2 separate regions of the Mus musculus genome follow, and region 1 is linked to region 2. The links are chromatin loops, found by intact Hi-C in ENCODE. Cell type or tissue: left cerebral cortex. All regions are shown on one strand.

Region 1 (2,500 bases), 77 kb before region 2:
AAACTCTATAGGGTTATATTAGTAGATTTTCCCTCAAATATATTGTGTTTGTCTTTTCTCGGAGTTATTCAGAGCATTTCTTTCTTCAGAGTATTGCCTAGTAACTAAAGATGTAACAAAATGTTTATGATTTAAACTTATTTTCATTTTTTAGTTTTGAGGTTTGAAAGATATTCACTTTGAGGGGTGTGGCTATATTGCAAATTATTAGCATTTCTTCATGTTGAATATGGTAGGTACTACATGTTTGTAATGCCAGCACTCCGTAGGCTGAGGTATAAGAGTGAGTTTGAGGCTAACCTGGGCAGCCTAAGGAGTACAAGATACAAGTACAAGGCAAAAATAAAGTATTTTATAGTTGTCATTTTTTGCTCAAAATATACTGTCAAATCAGTAACACAGCTTGTAGCAATCATAAAGACTCTTTTAAGTCAGTTATCAATTACCAATAATAATGACTGATGGCATATTTTAATAAAATTACAATTCTGAACTATTATACCTTTCCATATAGACTGGCCCCAACTGGTTAGTATACAATATCCTACTAATATTTTTTAAAAGGAACTTTTTTACTCCTAATTGTGATAAAATACAGTTAAGAAAGCATACTACCCCTATACCATTAATATATTGCATTTTGAGATAAGAAACACAATGTGGCAAGCTGCCGAAAGCACAGGCAGCATACTACCGCCACGCTTACGTTGGATCTTGTTTGGATCAACAGCTCATCCCTACACAGCATACACTGATTATGCGGTCAAGGCCCTGTAGTACTCTATGCTTAATTAGCTTAACAGTAGAAGTTTGTTTTGTCCTACACTGCTCTATTTGTTTTTATTTTATCTTATTATTCTATATGCCTGTTACTATTCTGGTGAGAAAGAGGAAAAGGGCATGAATTTGGCTGGATTGGGGAAATAGGGATGATCTGTGAGGTACAGAATAATCAGAATATATTATATGAAAAATATCCATTTTCAATAAAAAAGAAAGAAAAAGAAAACTGTGTTACATCTTTCTCGAGTCACGTACGATTCATCTAACAGTAGATACAACAAATAACAAAATGTGGAAAGAGGACTAGCCAGTGGCCACAGGAACCACCATCTAATGCCCTTTAATAGGACCAGCGCCTGTGGTGCCGCAGAAGCTCGCTGGGGGTACTGTCTCATGGTACACCACTGAGCCTCACTCCTATGTGTCTCTTCCCTTCACCACAGGTAAGGATGGAAGCAGTGAGCTTTATTGAGCTGTTGAGGCACAAGGAGATTCCCTTCAGAGCGCTGTTTCTTTGCTGCTCCAGACAACGTGGTGAGGCATGAGTCACTTTCTCTCTCCCATTTGCTTAAAATTATAATCTCTGTTGATTGCCCTTCAGCTAAAGTTCTTAATATAACCACCAGTCAGTCACGTTAATATTTTAGAATCTGTCCTTCACTTATGATTGTCTGACTATGCTCAGGAAAGAACTGTAAATTATCGTAAATAGATTTAAGATTTGAATTTTTTCATTTGCTGATGTTCCTACAATTGTCCAAGTTGTAATTTTATTTAGTATAATCAATGACAAAGAATGAGCAATAGAAATCTCAAGGATGGTTTCAGAGATATACACAGCATGTTAAAGATTAGGGAAATCCAGAATGAAACTGACATGACACCAAGAAATCTAAGGTATGGCATGATAGCCATGCTATTAAAACCCCAGAGTAAGATGCTGATGTAAACAAGATCAAAGCAACCTTTGGTTAGAGTCATGTAAAAAATATCTGTGAGTTAACAGATGGGCCAGAAATAGTCTCAAGAGTTTTTGGTTCTGTTTGAATAATATTTTATTTTGTCATCTTAAGAAGATTTTATAAACAGTATGACAAAATACATCTAGCAAATTTTTCTGTTTTATGTGAACTCAGCTTTACTATGCCTCCCCAAAAAGCTGAGCTATCCATTGCACAAAGGCTAAGAAACCATTTGGAAGAGCAATGCATGTGGCAGTGCACAGCCTGTAGTGGGCCAAGCCTCAGCTTCACTTCCATCTCAGGGTGCTGGTCCAGGTTCCTACAGTTCCACCCTGTCTAGAGTAATACCCCTGGGCGTGGCAGTTAGTAGCTCCTGCTTATTCCTATGGAGACTTGTGATTTGTTGCCCTAGGGAAACAAAACTGGTCCACAGAAGCAACATCTAGAGCCACAAAGAGCATCTGCCTTCCAACACAACACAGTTGCTATGGTTTTTCTACAATACAACCATCACAACAAAATAATCAAAAGAAGCTACGTAAGAAGAAAAAAGGAAGCACCTTTAAGAGGCAGTAAAACCCATTAGCCTCCAAGCTTGCAAATGGTTTCTCTGCTGGCATGAGTAACCTGAGTCATTCATCTCATGGGTGCTGTGAAGCGCTAGGTAGTGCTTGCCCTGCACTGAGATGGTTTACAGTTTACCTTCACTTCATGGTGCTGGTCCAACGTATCCAATCCCATGGTGTTCACCCCAT
Region 2 (2,500 bases):
ACTGACTGTTTCTAGTTCTCTAGGTAGCCACTGGCTCACTAAGATGCACACCCAAGAATACAACATGGTTCAAGTTTGACTGAACTGCACAGGCAAAACCTCTAATTACAGTCTTTCATACAGCACACAAAATGGCAGATCTGCTAAACTCAGGGTGCTAATGCTGGGGTGTCAAGGGCAGGAACACTGACACAAAAGAAGTCTCCAGAGCATACAGCTCGTTTTATTTTACACTTTTATAATTTAGGTCACAGTTTGGGGGAAGGAGACACAATGCTGCCTTACAAAAGACATAGTAGTGCCTTGTTTGAGCTACCAACCTCTGAGCCACAAGGAAAAATGTCAGTCATCCATTTGTTAAAACTAAAATTTCCATCCGCAGCTTACAATATGCAACACACATTTTAAGTAGCTGTGGACAAAAGAAATAACAATGACAAAGGAAGCCCTTGAAAAGCAAGCCATCTTCCTTGGTTTACCCCTCCCTATGGCTGAGCCATCTGTCACTACAGCCCTGTCACATTGTTTCCACAGGCTCTGAAACACTACATCAGCACCACACTTAAAACATGTGGCCCAACATTAACCTTAATTTGAGTATAATCTACAAATGCCACTGATGGAGTCATTTCTCAAATAAGAACAAACATTGAGCATGCTGTAGCCCTGGGTGTATTTCAGCAAGAACACTGGTGTAATTCACTGTAGAAGCCATTACGAGATGACTGTCTATCTGCAACATTCAAGAATCACAGTACACATTCACAGGCAGGAAATATTCTTAAGCATTACAGGATAATTCCAACATGTAATTGTACAGGCTGCCTAAAATTAATAAAAGGCAAGTGTGCAAGCTTTGAGGTGGGGGCGTTCTTACCCAAGAGCTTAGTGCTTCCTTTCCTTGACCACAGAGAGATATGCTCACACTAAATGCCGTACAAATCAGATATGCAATGCTAGGTTACTTACCTTAGAAAAGCTGATTTATTCCTTGTGATTACAAGTCACAAATGGCTGGAGAACAACTCCCTTCATTTGTTCTTCCAGTGAGCAGAATGAAATCTCCCAATAGCCCAGTGCACTGCCGATAATCTCACACTACACAGGCTCCCCTGCTAACCCTATGTTCCCAGCCCCAAAGGATAATCACATTCCGGCAGCGGGGAGTGAACAGATGGTGGATTCCATGGTAACCAGCCCTCCTAAGGCGATTGGTAGAAGTGTGTGACTCAGGCTTCTTGGGTAACAATCACAGTCTTTGTGCTCCCGCCCTGCAAAGCCCCAGTGGAGAAGCATGCACAGTTACTCACAGGGCTTGCTCAGCAGGTGTTTGGCTATATAAACCAGGCAGTGCAGACCAACTAAAAGCTTTCTACAAATTGACGCTTGCCAGGACAAAGTCCTAATGTTTCAGAGAGCCATGCTGCTGACTAAGGATGAAAGGTCGCAGAAACATAACTGCACAAACAGAAAAGTTCACTTGCAAAGTCAAGATAGCATGGTGTAGAAAAGCAAGCTTCGTCAGCGGGTCATTTCCTGATCTATAATTGCCCACAGAACTGAAAACTGGTTTTGTATGTTTAGGGATTTTTAAAGACAAATATATTTAAATATACTGAATATCTTATATTGGAAATAAAGTAAAGTTTTAAACAGCAAATGTTTAAAGAAAAAACTGATTTATTTTTTATTTTTATTTTTATTTTTTGTTCTTTGTTGAATGGGAGGAGAGGCTATGAAGGTTTTTAATGAATATATCTAAAGCCTTAGGTGTTCATGAGAAGCTTGCAATATCTTAGGTTTGCAATGACTGACTTAAATTTGTTTCTGCACACATGAAGATTACATGCTGACTCAGCAGGGAAACTGCCAGTTTCTCAGTTGCATTCACTAAAAAGTCAGAAAATAAGATTGTAGTATGAAAAGCAAATCAATCCTACCACACAGAAAACACACACTGGGATAATTCTTTCCATGGGCACTAAAAATACTACAAGAAAGTAAACTTTTAAAAGGACAAGATAAAAAAGTTAAGATAAACATAAAAAGAAAACAAAGCAGGTAGACTGCACACAGCACTGCAGGCTCACCTGCCCTCCCTCCCTTTATCAGCACTGCATACAGTACTGCAGGCTCACCTGCCCTCCCTCCCTTTATCAGCACTGCACACAGCACTGCAGGCTCACCTGCCCTCCCTCCCTTTATCAGCACTGCACACAGCACTGCAGGCTCACCTGCCCTCCCTCCCTTTATCAGCACTGCACACAGCACTGCAGGTTCACCTGCCCTCCCTCCCTTTATCAGCACTGCACACAGTACTGCAGGCTCACCTGCCCTCCCTCCCTTTATCAGCACTGCACACAGTACTGCAGGCTCACCTGCCCTCCCTCCCTTTATCAGCACTGCACACAGCACTGCAGGCACACCTGCCCTCCCTCCCTTTATCAGCACTGCACACAGTACTGCAGGCTCACCTGCCCTCCCTCCCTTTATCAGCACT

The links. Peaks named below come from ENCODE experiments on the same cell type or tissue, not always from the same donor. Only the 100,000 strongest peaks of a DNase experiment are listed, where the experiment ranks them.
Region 1: a loop joins it to region 2, with 3 times the contacts of the local background. A loop is called at or near these places in 2 of 42 quality-filtered maps.

Annotation. Positions count from the first base shown.
Region 1 is chr16:16,481,643-16,484,142 of GRCm38, forward strand. Fgd4 (FYVE, RhoGEF and PH domain containing 4) reads right to left here. Exons shown (of 17, transcript NM_001301817.1): 4 at 2,448-2,500. Among named protein-coding and RNA genes, the nearest start is that of Fgd4, 120 kb to the right of the region's middle. In left cerebral cortex, no CTCF peak of the experiment used is centred here; a DNase peak (open chromatin) is centred at 1,256.
Region 2 is chr16:16,559,068-16,561,567 of GRCm38, forward strand. The region is part of intron 1 of Fgd4 (FYVE, RhoGEF and PH domain containing 4); the gene reads right to left. Among named protein-coding and RNA genes, the nearest start is that of Fgd4, 40 kb to the right of the region's middle. In left cerebral cortex, a CTCF peak has its summit at 1,292; DNase peaks (open chromatin) are centred at 542, 739 and 1,201; H3K4me3 peaks cover 1,634 bases; H3K27ac peaks cover 1,586 bases.